Linked DNA regions of Homo sapiens: region 2 is linked to region 1. A link is an interaction called in ENCODE POLR2A ChIA-PET data of the cell type or tissue named here. Cell type or tissue: PC-9. All regions are shown on one strand. Each heading gives the region's core, and the rest is flanking DNA. Links, peaks and the distances in the headings are about the cores only. Region 1 overlaps MANBA (mannosidase beta). Region 2 overlaps MANBA (mannosidase beta).

Region 1 (7,610 bases), core at 908-5,907:
AGTATTTTATTTTATTTTTTGCAGCTATTGTAAAAGGGGTTGAGTTCTTGATTTGATTATCAGCTTGGTCGCTGTTGGTGTATAGGAGTGCTACTGATTTGTGTACGTTGATTTGGTATCCCAAAACTTTGCTGAATTTATTTATCAGGTTAAGAACTCTTTGGATGAGTCTTTAGGGTTTCCTATGTATATGATCATATCATCAGTGAACAGCAACGGTTTTACTTCCTCTTTACTGATTTGGATGCCCTTTATTTCTTTCTCTTGTCTGATTGCTCTGGCCATGTCTTCCAGTCCTATGTCAAAGAGAAGTTGTGAAAGTGGGCATCCTTGTCTTGTTCCAGTTCTCAGGGGGAATACTTTCAACTTTTCCCTGTTCAGTACAATGTTGGCTGTGGATCTGTTGCAGATGACTTTTATTTCCTGAAGGTATGTCCCTTCTATGCCAATTTTGCTGAGGATTTTAATCATAAAGGATGCTAGACTCTGTCAAATGCTTTTTCTGCATCTGCTGAGTTGATAATATGATTTTTGTTTTTAATTCTTTTTTATGTGGTGTATCACATTTATTGACTTGCATATGTACCTGCATCCCTGGTATGAAACCCACTTGATCATGGTGTATTATCTTTTTGGTATCCTGTTGGATTTGGTTAGCTAGTGTTTTGTTGAGGCTCTTTGCAGCTATGCTCATCAGGGATATTGGTCTGTAGTTTTTGTATGTTATGTCCTTTTCTGGTTTTGGTAGGTGATAGTACTGGCTTCATATAATTATTTAGGGAGGATTCCCTCTTTCTCTATTTTTTGGAGTATTTTCAGTAGGATTGGTACCAATCTTTCTTTGAATGTCTGATAGAATTCAGCTGTGAATCCATCTGGTCCTGGACTTTTTTTTGGTCAGCAATTTTTAAATTACTCTTTCAACACCACTACTTGTTATTGGTCTGTTGAGAGTTTCTATTTCTTCCTGTTTCAATCTGAGAAGATTGTATATTTGCAGGAATTTATCCATTTCCTCTAGGTTTCCTAGTTTGTGCACATAAAGATGTTCATAGTAGCCATGAATGATCTTTTGTATTTCTGTGGTATCAATTGTAATATCTCCCATTTCATTTCTAATTGAGCTTATTTGTATCTTCTCTCTTCTTGATTAATCTCACTAGTGGTCTATCAATTTCATTTATCTTTTCACCGAGCCAGTTTTTGTTTCATTTATCTTTTTTCTTCCCTTGTTCGATTCTATTGTTGAAACTTTCCAGTGTATTTTGCATTTCTCTAAGTATGTCTTTCATTTTCAGAAGTTGTGATTGTTTTTTCTTTATGATATCTGTTTCTCTGGAGACCTTTTCATTCATATCCTTTATTGTTTTTTAAATTTCTTTAAGTTGGTTTTCACCTTTCTCTGGTGCCTCCTTGAGTAACCCGATAATCAACCTTCTGAATTGTTTATTTGGCAGTTCAGAGATTTCTTCTTGGTTCGATCCATTGCTGGAGAGCTAGTGTGATCTTTTGGGGGTGTTATAGAACCTTGTTTTGTCATATTACCAGAATTACTTTAACTGGTTCCTTCTCATTTGGGTAGACTGTTTCAGTGGAAAGATTTGGAACTCAAGGGTTACTGTTTAGATTGTTTTGTCCCATGGGGTATTCCCTTGATGAGATGCTCTCCCCCTTCCCCTAGGGACGGGGATTTCTGAGAGCCAGACTGCAGTGATTGTTATTGCCCTTGTGAGTCTAGCCACCCAGCGGAGCTACTGGCCTGCAGGCTGATGCTGGGGACTGTCTGCCAAGAGTCCTGTGATGTGATCCACGTTCAGGTCTCCTAGCCATGGATACCAGCACCTGCTCCAGTGGAGGTGGCAGGGGAGTAAAGTGGGAGTCCTTGGTTGTAGCTTCATTTAGTGCACTGGCTTTCTCAAATGCTGGTTATGCTAGCAGTGAAGTTGTCATGTGAACAGACTCAGTACTTCTGGTTAACCAGGATATTGCAGGCAGTGGAATTAGTTGTTTTCTTCTTTAGGCAGTGGAATTAGTTGTTTTCTTCTTTAGAGCAGGGTTGTTCTTTTATCAGTTTGAGTTGATTGGTCTCCAGCCAGGAGGTGGCCCTGTCAAGAAAGCACTAGCTGCAGTAGCAGAAGGGGGGATATAATATTGCCCTACATTGGCCAGGATGAGTACTTGGGTTTCTCAGGTGATGGGCAGGACCATAGAGGTCCCAAGGGTTTATGTCATTTGTCTTTGGCGACCAGGTCTGGTAGAGAAAATCCATCAGGTGAGGACAGGGTTAGGGTCTGAGCTCAGACTCTTTTTGGGTGGGGCCTGCCATGGCCACTATGGGGTTCTCAGGCTAATGGAATTATGTTGCCAGGGGGATTATGATTGCCTCTGCTGCATCATACAGTTCGCTAGGGAAAAGCCAGCACTGACAGGCCTTACCCGGCCGGGCGCAGTCGCTCATGCCTGTCATCCCAGCAGTTTGGGAGGCCGAGGCGGGCGGATCACGAGGTCAGGAGATCGAGACCATCCTGGCTAACACGATGAAACCCTGTCTCTACTAAAAATACAAAAAATTAGCCAGGCGTGGTGGCGGGCGCCTGTGGTCCCAGCTACTCAGGAGGCTGAGGCAGGAGAATGGTGTGAACCCGGGAGGCGGAGCTTGCAGTGAGCAGAGATCGTGCCACTGCACTCCAGTCTGGGTGACAGAGCGAGACTCCATTTCAAAAAAAAAACAAACAAACAAAAAAAACACCACAGGCCTTACCCATCTTCCATGAAGCCAGCAAGGCCAGTCTCACTCCTACTGTGCCCCCCCAACAGCACTGACTTTATATCAGTTCCTATCCAGGCAGCCGGTGAGCAGGACTGAGATCTTGCCCCAGGCTATAAGCCTCCCTGCTGAGAAAGCAAACATGGCTCTCAGGCCTCACCCCTCCCCACCTGCTCACACCTTTGGCTGTGCTCATATCTGTTCTTCCTGTTCACCACCCCCAAGCTCCTGGATTCTGCTCAGGAAAATTCATGCTTGTCGAAAATATTACAAAGTTCAGCCGGGAGCTTCCTTCACCCTGTGACTCCCCTCCAGTTCTGCTGGGTGCCTTCCCTTCCCCAAAGACCTCTGTGAGATAGGCCAGGAATGGCTTCCCTGGACTCAAGCTGGGGACTCGCTCTTTCCGGTGCTTCTTTTCTCGGTACTATTATATTTTGCTTGGCTCCTGAAATCCATTTCAGCTCTAGGTAAGGTTAAATCCTTCTCCCGTGATCTGAATTTTCAGGTTCCCAGAGGGGATGTGTGTTTGGAGGCAGACATTTTTCCCTCTCACACTTTGGGAACTCACAGTTTTTGGCTGTTTCACAGAATTTGCAGTGGCAAACCACTTGTTTCAAAGGGTCTTGAATTCTTTTGGTTTTCCCGGTATGTTCCTGTGGTGGTTCTTGGAGCAAAAATTCACAGTGTGAGTCTCCACATGCTGTTCTGTTCATCCAAGTGGGAGCTGCATGTTAGTCCTGTCTCCTATCTGCCGTTTTATCTCAGTTTGCCAGATAATTATGTATCCTAATCCACATTTTGCTTGTTTTTGATAAGTGTTTTCTTAACATCTATTTATTTATTTTTGCCCAAGTGTCTAAGAAAACAACGCCTGTAAACAAGATAGTTGAAAAAACTTTCTCCATTTAATTCTATTCGAAGTAATTGTATCTGGGGTAAAGTCTGACATTGGTCTGAAGCAGAACTGGGGAGTGGAAAAGCTATACCTGGTTAAGTAGTCTCTGTATCTATAATCAGGTATAATGATGGAGTCCAGAAGCTTACTGAGAAAATGAGACTGATGATATTGTCATTTGCATGCTCTGATGACACATGGTTTGTTGATGTACAGTAAACATAGTAAATATGGTAAGTATCAATTATAAATCACTAGCCGAGGCACACACGGCATGTTTATTTCATGGCTGCTGCTTTATAAGCACTGACATTGTAACTATTGGTGGTGTTGTGATGTTAATGGTAGTACTAGGTAATGACTAAGTATATGGACCCTGGAGCCATCTTTCCTGGTTCTGAGTCAGTCCTCCACCACTTAATAGCCATTTGAGTTGAGCTTTAGAGTCTTTGTTGGTAAATGGGTATGATAATAGTACCTACCCCACTAGGGTCACAGGCAGTAACTTTTAACTATTATTATTGTTGTTGCAGTTACCAGCTGGTATAAACGTGTAAGTATATGTAGCATGAGGCATTGTAGTATAGTCCAAAAAATTCAGACCTTGGTGTTAGACTAGATTGGTTTCTTTCCTCAGTGTACATACTTCTGCTTAGTTGTGGCACCTCAGGAAAGCTACTTCACTTTTTGGAGCTTTAGTTTCTTCCTCTATTAAATGGTATTTACTGTACGTGTTTATTATGAAGATAAGAGTGTATGAGTGCCTACTTTAGAGGCTGATGTATAGTAAATGGTTGACAAATGATACTTTTATTTGTTTTAGGGTTCATGGGTTTGCTTAACAACTCAGGCTGACATGGGTCCTTAGTCATGAGAGGTAACCCTGAGCTGCTGTTTGCTATAAATAAGGCTCAGAATTTCAGTATGATCAAATAGGGTCAGACCAACCTGGAACCAAATTAGGTTGGTTGATTGGCCTTTGGAATAGTTATTTTAAATGTAATTTAAGCCTCTATAACTTTTTTTTTTTTTTTTTGGTATTTTCTCTTAGTAAGAGAAAAATTTTTAGTAGACTTTTCTTTCTTTTTTTTTTTTTTCAGCATGCATGCAGTTTATTCGCCACATTTCCCCCAGGAACTCTCTCTGGTTAGGGAATGAAAGAATTGAAGGAATGGGGGATGTACAGGTGGAAGTAAAAGGCACACCTTGAACGTGCTATGATGGGTTGAAGGGTTGAAAAGAGGTTGGTCTGAAATTGATGAGCCTCCCATTTCAGAAGCTCAGGAAGTTTGTGTCCAGGAAATATGCATGCCTTCAGCCAAATCCCTTGCACCTGATAGAGCAGAAGCAGGCACTGCCTACCCTGGCCTGGGCTGTCTGCTGGCTCTCATGTCAGGCATTTTCTGGGCCTGGCTGTCGCAGCTAGTGGGATCACTAACATTGCATGGCCATGGCGTTTTGGCCTAAACAAACAGGTGAGGCCTGGCTCTGTCTACACAGCAGCAAAAAAGGTGACTGATTAGCAGGAGATCTGTAGTGCACAAATAATGGGAGAGGGTGGGCTTGTCAGCATTAGATAATGACTCCAAAATGTAATGTAAACTCACAAGGAGGGGGTGACTCAAGGCTGGACACATGACTAAGTAAGAAAATGTGACTCTGTGAGCTGACCCAACTTCTAAACAAACCTCCTAATACAGTCACAGTGTGTTTCAGTCCCCTTGACTCTAAACCATCACAGAAGCAGAAGGAAGAGGAAGTGGTGGACTGCACAGCTGGAGCCTGGGGACTGTCATGACTGTCTAGATCTCTGAGGTCAGAGGGTGTCACAGCCTCCTCAGACCCTGAACCTGGGATGGAGAGGGGGAACAGGATATAGATTCCCAGGAGGGCTGTCCCCAAGGCCCTCTCCCTGCCTGTCTGGCTCCTCGGGCCTCCTCTTCTACCGCTTCTTCTTGGTCTCTTTCTTGGGCCTCTTGTTCACAGAAGGAACAGTAGCCTTGGGCTTCCTCGTCACCTCAGCACTTCTGAGCTCAGATGGTTCAGCCTCCACCTCGTGGAACTTGGGAATGGGTATGATGATGGCCAGCACACAGATGAGCTGGAAGATGGCTCCCAGGAAGAGTCCGTACCATAGCAGGTTCTCCAGGAAAGTGGGCTCAGGCACCTCCAGAGGTGAGAAGTCTAGGTCAGAGGCCATGGCCCAAGTCGCTTGCTGCCTGAGGTCTCTTCTGACTCACCACTCTTCAGAGCCAACTCTCACGCTGCTGCCCTTCTCCCCCGGAAGAGTAGACTTTGTAGGTTTACAGCAAAATTGAACAGAAAGTACAGAGGGTTCTCACATAACCTCCTACCTCCTTGCATGCACAGCATCCCATTCTTCAACATTCCCCACCAGAGTGGTACATTTGTTAGAATCAATGAACAGACATTGACACATCTTTATCAGTCAAAGTCCACACTTTACATTAGGGTTCATTCTTGGTTGTACATGCTGTGGGTTTGGACAAATGTATAATGACTTGTATTCACCATTGCAATATTGTAAAGAATAATTTCCGTGCCATAAACATTCTCTGTGCTCTGTTTATTCATTCTTCTCCTCTGCTTAACCTATGGTAACCACTGATCCTTTCACTGTCTCCATAGTTTTTTCTTTTCCATGTCAAAAGACAAAATTACAACAAATGTAGTTAAAGATCAAATTGTTTTTTATTTGTGATTCATGAATCAGGAAAGCATCCATTCTACAAAATACAGTGAGCACTTTCATGGGGCCATGGAAGAATAGTGGGTTTTGTAAGGAACAAAGAAACAGAACAGTAGGAAAAAAACTGATTGATTAACATCAGATTACTTCAGGTTACTTTTCTAGAAAGGGTAAAAGCAGAGAGAACCGGCCAGTGTGGTGGCTTACGCCTGTAATCTCAGCATTTTGGGAGGCCAAGGTAGGAGGATTGCTAGAGCTAAGGATTTTGAGACCAGCCTTGGCAACATAGTAAGATCTCCATCTCTACAAAAAAATAAAAATAAAAAATTAGCTGGGAGTGGTGGCATACATCTGTAGCCCCAGCTCCTCAGGAGGCTGAGCTGGGAGGGTTGCTTGAGCCCCGGAGGTTGAGGCTGTAGTGAACCATGGTTGTGCCACTGCACTCCAGCCTGGGTGACAGAGCAGAGCAAGACCTGTTTCAAAAAAAAAAAAAAAAAATGCAGAGAGGACTTCCTTACTCAGGTGAACAGGAATCTCAAGTTTTCAGGAAAAACTGCCCTGTTTGTGGATCTACCTCCTTCGTTAAAGTTTCAGTTTGATTAAGTGGTACTTAGCATGAGTGACTGTTTTGGTTTGATCTGGTCTGCTGAGGCCTAGTATAGGAGCTCAGTCAACAACGGCCTCCTGTAATTTTTATTTAACATCCAGAATGACATATAGTTGAAATCATACATTATTTAGGTTTTTCAGATTGGCCTCTTTAAGATAAAATTTTAACCTATAAATTATGTTTGTGTCGAAAAAATATATCTGGGAAGATTGCCCTCTTGAACCAACTTGCAGATTCCTTCAGGGAGCTGGGAGAAAGGAAGGGGACTTGTGCCCCGTCAACCAGATCATCAGCCAGCCCCCGGGCTTAGTGTGTTGATGTGTTGTGGCTGAATTGCTCTCACACCTTCCTTCTCATGATATTTTTAACTGTATTGGACTAAGTCCACAGTGTAGAGTTATAAATAGGTCTTGGGGGAATGACATGGTCATGCTAATAATTAGGTGCCTCTTCAACCCTGTGTCTGTAAATATGTGTTCCATGTTTGTTCATTGGAGAGGCCGAGTCCTGTGTGGGAGATAAGTTGGCTGGGCTTGGCACACGGCATTTAACAGAACAAAACCTTACCATTAACCAGACCTTAAAAGCCAGTTTGGTGATTACGTGTTGTTTTAAATCTCATCAGTCA
Region 2 (7,610 bases), core at 1,840-6,839, 110 kb after region 1:
TCACACATGTAAAAAAAATGCTAATAATGTGACTTTACTTAACTATGCAGTAAAAGAGATAAGCTCTAATGGTAGAGCTTTTGTAAATTTCTGGCAGTGGACTTTCTAGATTGCTGGATCTTTTCAGGAGACTTGAATGTAAGCTCCACAGTTGGGCTCTGTAGCTAGGTCCAGATATATCCTTAGAAAGTCATTAAAACCACCCAGGCTGTATGTAAAAATGTTGCTCTCTTGATGATACTCTGAGAAAAACTGTAAAAGATGTAAAGCTTTGAGCTTCTTGTGAAATATTCTCCTTAATGATTGGAGACGATGTATTTCCTTGATTTGTGATTATAATTTGGTAACGTTCCATAGCCTGTAGTCATTTTCCATGTATTGTTTTGTGTTTGAAACTGCACTTTAGCAGTTGTAGAACCAAAGTTGTGGGAAGTGGACTCCTTGTTAAGCCCACATAAATGTTTACAGGAACTGTATACAGACTATATAACTCTTCCCTCATCCTTCACTTCATTCATTTTTTTTTTTCTTTTTCAGGCCATCATCTCTCAGCAAGGTGACATATTTGTTTTTGACCTGGAGACCTCAGCTGTCGCTCCCTTTGTTTGGTTGGATGTAGGAAGCATCCCAGGGAGATTTAGTGACAATGGTTTCCTCATGACTGAGAAGACACGAACTATATTATTTTACCCTTGGGAGCCCACCAGCAAGAATGAGTTGGAGCAATCTTTTCATGTGACCTCCTTAACAGATATTTACTGAAGGAATCTAGGTTGTATTTTCAGTGGACAATGGGAATAAAGCATTTCTAAAGCACCGACTGGAGAGGAAGGCAACAGAGACAAGGAGAGAAGCCGAGAGACATGTCTGCGTGCTGCCACGCATTTGAGCGATTGCTCTGTGAAGAGTTGTACACTGAACACTTTCAGGGGAGGCTGTTTACCCAGGCAATGTCCTCAAACAAGCCTGTGCCGGGGTGTCCTGGAATCTGTGCCAGGACTGTGTTTTTAGCCCTTCACCTCTCAGCTTTAGCAGGACATGAACCAGTTATAACAAGATGGCCCTGCAGCTGGTTACAAGAATGTGACATGGCAGGATCTATGGAACCAAATGGAAGGTTTTGAGGTGATGTAGGTCTTTCACAGCTAGCTTTGGGGAATACGGAATACTCAAATAAAGTGCTTTGTTATTATTTCAGAGGGAATGGCGATTGAAATGTTACAACAGAGATTTCTTGGTGGTAGCTATTTGGGTAAAGGTATATGGGTATTTTTCTGTACATGTGAAATTATATAAAAATAAAAGTTATATAAATTACATTGACAACTTGATATTTCATCTGTGGCTTATTTAACCGTTCTATAAATATTCAATTTTGCCCAATACTGTGCTGGACCCTAATTTCCATTTAGTTCTCGTTATTATTCTGCTTGGTAAACTGGGAGAGTTTGAAGAATCTAAACTAAGACATGTGAAAGGTTTTCTCTGGAAACAGTCATGTAATTGGTTATAGAATGGACCAGCAAAGAGTGTTTGGCTTTAAAATTAAGATATTATTAGTGGTTTTGGTTTTAAAAATGAGAAGCATTATGTTCAGTGACTCTAAAAGTAACTACAGACAATCCAGTCTTCTTCAGTATCTAAGAGTATCCTCATTTTATATGTACACACACACACACACACACACACACACACACACACACACACACACAAAGCCTTATCAAGGGGATAAGGGGACTTAGGGCTGGGACTCCGTAGAGTCTTACTTGGTAAATATTATGTCATGTTCTTATGACTATTGTAAATCCTGTTTTAGCAAAGCATTGCTGCGAGGCAGGGAGGACTGCTCTTCTTGACACCTGTGCATGTTCTGCCAGGGGCCCTGAGAAGGGGCTTTCAAGCTGATGAGCCAGAGTTTACTTTGTAGTTTGCCCTTACTAGTTCTGTAACCTTAATCAAGTTACTTAACTTCCTGTGCTCAGTTTTCTTGTGGCTAAATGGGAGTGGTAACACCCACCTTGTAAGTTTGTTTTGAAGAATAAATAAAATAATTTAGCTCAAGGGCTGGGCCCCAGATTGGCACATAGTGACGCTCTGTAATGGAAGCATCATCCTGGGCCTGAGCTCGGTGTCCTGGAGAGGGTGAGGCTTCCAGCCGCAGTCTCTAGATTCAAATCCAGGTACTGAAGCTTCTGACTGTGTGTCCTTGGGCAACAATTCAACCTTTTGAACTGTGGTTTCCACCTCTGTAAAATGGAGCTAATGATCCCTCACCTTCAAAGGTAGGTGTGAGGACTTAACAAATAGGGTCTGGAACAAATTAAAATGCTAAGTAAATGGTGATTGTACTTTTAACATCACATTCATTATCATCCAGTTAGTACAGAAAGCAATAGTAAAAATGAAGTGAAGAGAGGCAAATGGTAAGTAAGTTCTTCAGCAAATTCTTTCTGAAAATAATACCAGAAAAGAATAATTTGTAAGGGAAGAATAAATTAAAGGACATAAATATATGCTGACAACAACTTCTAAAAGAAAAGAAATGTGCCGTATACATATTATTCCTATTAAGGAATAATAGTAGCCAAAACATTCTTCCGCAGTTCTTGTGTGGCAGCACAGTTAGTCATTTTTACTGTTTTCATAGATTTATCTTGCCATGCAGGAATACAGTCTGATGCACTTACTCTTGACTTTGAGTTTCTGATAGGGTTTTTCTGTTAGTGGTTGTATTTGTCCATTCTTGCATTGCTGTACCTGAGACTGGGTAATTTATAAGGAAAAGCGGTTTAATTGGCTCACAGTTCTGCAGGTTGTACAGGAAGCATCGCACCGGGCATCTGCTTGGCTTCTGATGAAGCCTTAGAAAGTTTACAGTCAGGGCAGAAGGCGAAGCAGCGACAAGCATGTCATATGGCGAAAGCAGGAGCAAGCGAGAGAGAGTGGGTGGGAGGTGCCGCACACTTTTAAACCACCAGATCGCCTGTGAACTCAGAGCAAGAGCTCATTTATCACCAAGGGGATCCGTGCCTATGATCCGGACACCTTCCACCAGGCCCCGCTTTCAACATTGGAGATTACGTTTCAACATGACATTTGGATGGGGACATATATCTAAACCATATCCTTAGTTGTGTGAACAATAGGATAAAAAGACCAGAACCAGGTCTTACTGTCATATGCTCTTGCAAAGCACATTCCAGAGAGAGTGGGATGAAGAGAGGTCAGTTCCCAGGATTATATCTTCCCATTTCAGAACAGAGAGAACAATAAAAATCATAATTTTCTCATTCACATTCACGATAACTCTTCTTATTCTCTTTTTTTCCTTACTTCACTTTTCATTGTGAGACATTTTCACACCATGAGAAGTCACTTGGAAAATAAATAGAAAGATTTTGTTCTCTGTTGGAATGAAGGTGAACTGGAGTGCAGGAGAAATAAAGATATGTTTCCCTAACATTCCTAAAGTGACAAAGACCTGAGATAGAAAGAATATTCTCTTGGGCTACCTCTGGCTCTCAGATATGAAACTTATTCCCCAGCTTGGTAAGATTTAGGGAGAAAAGCAGGTAGGCATTGTCTGTGTGGGAAATTCAAAGCATTTGAAAACATCCCCAGAGTCTGCCTTGACTGAATGCAATCTTATTAATTCAATAAGCACATGCAATTAAAAGGGTTATGCAGAAAAGACAGTAATATTTTCAAGTGAATGGGAGAATTCTTGTTTTCTAATTGATTTATCAGAGGCATGAACCAGAGTAGCATACAAAACCTTAAAATCACTGGCAAAACCGGTGTTGTCTTAAGACATGTTTATATTCTGCCCCTAGACACTGTTTAACTTAAGGATTTATTCATTCATTTATCAAGCATGTACTGCAGACCACTCTGGGCAGGTATTGTCCTTGTCACTGGGGGTATGGCAATGAAAAAGGCAGACAAGTCCTAGTTCTCATGGATCATTAAACCAGCGAACGAGGCAATTCCAGCTGGCGATAAGTCCTTAAGGTTAATGTGATGGCGACAGGGGAGCAATGTTAGATAAGGCACCATCTTGTTCAATACTTCAGGGAAGCTTTTTGGAAAGTATATGGTAAAAAATAAGTGAAAAAATTTCAGTTGAGAAATGAGTCTTTAAAGACCTTCATTGTAATTAATACATAAGGAAAGAAAAGCACAAAATCAGCTGGTTATGTAGTTGGGGCTCTGAGCCTGTGATCTACAAGCTGGGGGTGAACTAACCTGCCAAGACATCTTTAAGTCCTTGTGTGGGGCCAAACAGTGAATGAACTTAGCAAAGATAAGACCAATGCATCACTGTTTCGTGTTTTATAAATATCTCTCCTTATAAATATCTCTCCTTATTTCTGTAGACACGGGTTACTGAATCCTGCCATGAAAGAAAAGTTTGCTTAACCCCTTAGGTTGGTCTCTGTCTTTAAACAAGATTTATTGAGCTCCCCTGTGTGCCACATCATGCTATGCAGTGATCAAGTACACATGATTATAGTAACACCTAAGTTACCTACAACTCTCAGGAAATGAGACATTCTGGCTCACGAAAATTTCTGTTTGAGAACTAGCACTCATCCCTGCCTCATAATTTAGGTGGGAACAACCCCCTTGTTCTGATTCTGTTCCTGTTACTTTTTGTTGGTTTTGTAAAATTTATTGGACCACTGCCAGTAGTTGGAGCAGACAGTGTTGGCTGGCCACCTCACAGCCAGATCTTCCTCCTCTCTGCTAATAGAGGTGGCCATGTCCAGCCTCAGAGACTGAATCATAATTTGTTATTCTAATCCTAGTCTCCATTGCCAGTGATTGATGTAGGGTTAGGCCCATGACACATTTCAAGAATGAATCATAAGTTGATGTCTAATGTGGGGTTTCTGGGGGAAGGTTTCCCTGCCTGATAAGGGATAGACCTGAGGCAAAACCCTCTGCTGTTGGGTAAAATTGAGAAGCTATTTGAGGGCCTGACACTTGGAGCTGCTGCAGCCTTTTTTTGGTGATCTTAAAGAAACATATTTGACAGGGGGTGTCAGAGATGTTTAGCTGCTAAATTAACCCTGCAACCATCTAACTGTGGTCTTATTATAATGTGGTAAAAAATAAAGGCTTAATTGTTTAATCTTGTAGTCAGGTGTTCTGATTTTACAACCCAAAGCATCCTAATTGATACAGCAGTTAAAGGTGTGGGCGTTGAAATCGGACTTACTTGTGTTTCAGTCCCAGATCCACCAGTAGCAGGCTGTTCTTCATTGGATACAGGCTACTGAGTCTTTCTGTGCCTTAGTTTCTTTAAACATGGGAACAATAACAACAGTATCTGCTTCATAGGTTAATTGTGAGGTATAAAGGAGATAATGCACAGATTATTGATAGCACATGATAACTATCCACCAAATGTGAGCTATTACAATCATCATTGCCTCTGTGTGAAGCCATCAGAAGAAATCTAGGGAGGTGGGCAGAACTGAACGTGTGCAGGCATTGGGTGGTGGCTGTGAACAGCATCAGACAGGAGAGCTGGAGGTGTCGGGGGCAGCAGTGAGCCTGGGAGAGGAGCAGGTAGGACCTGGATCCCCCCGCACCCTGCCTTGTCATCCTGAAGATTTAGGTCATATTTGACCAGCAGGTCATGGTCTAGACTGTGTTTTAAAAAGTTGAATTACATGCTAACATTTAAAAAGGGAAAGATTCCATGTAAAATATCGATGTATCTATCGCTGATCTTGTAATGGTATTTTTTAAAGCCCTTATTTGTTTAGCCCACTTATAGTCAGGCATTCTCATTTTATCATTAAAAGCATCCTCGTGGATAAAGACATGGGTCTTTGAGGTCAAACATATCTGGGCCTTGGAGAGGGCAGTGTGGGCACCTGGGTGTCCTGTTGGGAGATGCGTCACCTACTTCCTTGTGCTGGGATGCTGCAGTGGCAGTGGTGCCTCTAGTGAGGAAGGCTGTTGGGGACATAATTTGCTGAAGTGGGCTGGGAGCGGTGACTCACGCCTGTAATCCCTGCACTTTGGGAGGCCGAGGCGGGTGGATCATCAGGTCAGGAGATCGAGACCATCCTGGCTAACAGGGTGAAACCTCGTCTCTACTAAAAATACAAAAAATTAGCCGTGCGTGGTGGCGGGCTCCTGTAGTCCCAGCTACTCGGGAGGCTGAGGCAGGAGAATGGCGTGAACCCGGGAGGCGGAGCTTGCAATGAGCCGAGATGGCGCCACTGCACTCCAGCCTGGGCGACAGAGCGAGACTCCATCTCAAAAAAAAAAAAAAAATTGCCAAAGTGGGTGAAGGAAGGGCCCCTGCTCTTTTACAATGAGCTCTCAAGCCAAAGTGGGTGACTGGCATGCTTCCCTACCCATATTTTTGGTATTGGAATGAAAAGATTTTTAACTAGTCAACTTACAAACATGAATGAAATTTTGCCTTGTCAAAGATCCAAATTGTGTGTGCATGCACGTGCGTGTGTAAGTGTGAAGACTGCATGTGGTGCAAGGGCTATGGGCTCATGCTCTGATACTGAACCTCCCGGTACTGGCCTTGGACCAATCACTTAACCTCTAAGCCTCAGTTTCCTTATCTTGAAGTTGAGATTAATGGTAATAACTATCTCACAGTGTTCCTGTGAGGATTAAATAAAATAAAGATATAAATGTAGTAAATGCAATAAATGTTGGTTTATCAATATCATCCCTCAAAGGATAAGGCTGGTGGTGGCTGAAGTGTTCAGGCCTAAGAATCTTTGATTCCGCTTGCTAAAAGGAAAGAGCAACTTAAGCCTTCTGTACTGAGGGAAAATAATCAACAGGCTTCATGAACTGAGTTGAAGGAGAAAAATCCAGGCAGAAAGCTGAAGAAATTTCTAATTCCTTTTTTTTGGTAAGGTTTTTCCAATTTTACAGAAGCAATAAAATAAAATAAAATAAAATAAAATAAAATAAAATAAAATAAAATAAAATAAAATTGAGTAGCAATAGGCAAGCCAGCTGTTGGATGATTGTGCAAAGTTCTGCTTCTTCCAGCAGAGGCCTCTTGTGCTCAGGAAATGAGGCTAGTGGTGTGCAGAAGGGACTGCCCTGGGCCAGGGTGCTGGCTTCCTGGAGGCTTCCCCAGAGTACAGGGCATTTGCTGCCTTCAGCGAGGCGAGGGGAGCCTAAGGAAACACTTGCAGGGCTGCTCCCCAAACCCCTCACCTTCTGGGCTTCAGGGAGTTGGATGCCAGTGCCCCAGAGGAATGCATGAATGTGAAAGTACCTTAAAGAAGGAAATAAAGAGAAAGAAAAGAAGGGAGGGATGAAGGGGGAAAGAGGTGGGAGAAAGAGAAAAAGAGAAAGAGAAAAAGAAAGAGAAAGAGAAGAGTTGAGAGAAAGAGACTAGGAGAGAAAGAGAAAGGAAAAAGGAAGGGAGAGAAGAAGAATGAGAGAGAAAAGGAAAGAAATGGTGAGAGAGAAAGAGAAAGGAAGAGAGAGAGAAAAGAGAGAAAGAGAAAGCGGAGGGGAGAGAGAAAAGTAGAAGGGAGAGAAAGGAAGACAATGAGAAAAGGAGAGAAAGGAAAGGAGAGAGAAGAGATAGACACAGGGAGAGAGAAAGGGAG

The links. ChIA-PET counts read pairs that join two places held together with the same protein. Peaks named below come from ENCODE experiments on the same cell type or tissue, not always from the same donor. Only the 100,000 strongest peaks of a DNase experiment are listed, where the experiment ranks them.
Region 2: POLR2A ChIA-PET joins it to region 1 with 6 read pairs; 1 of 35 experiments calls an interaction of 5 or more read pairs at or near these places.

The regions. Positions count from the first base shown.
Region 1 is chr4:102,732,610-102,740,219 of GRCh38, reverse strand. All of the region lies in intron 1 of MANBA (mannosidase beta), which reads left to right. It also overlaps the pseudogene LOC100288914. Among named protein-coding and RNA genes, the nearest start is that of MANBA, 25 kb to the left of the region's middle. RefSeq lists an enhancer at 5,607-5,656. In PC-9, for the core only: no CTCF peak of the experiment used is centred there; a DNase peak (open chromatin) is centred at 2,909; H3K4me3 peaks cover 752 bases; H3K27ac peaks cover 2,099 bases.
Region 2 is chr4:102,625,209-102,632,818 of GRCh38, reverse strand. It overlaps MANBA (mannosidase beta), which reads left to right. Exons shown (of 17, transcript NM_005908.4): 17 at 538-2,049. The coding sequence ends at 762. Among named protein-coding and RNA genes, the nearest start is that of NFKB1-AS1, 130 kb to the right of the region's middle. In PC-9, for the core only: no CTCF peak of the experiment used is centred there; DNase peaks (open chromatin) are centred at 1,958 and 4,778; H3K27ac peaks cover 2,186 bases.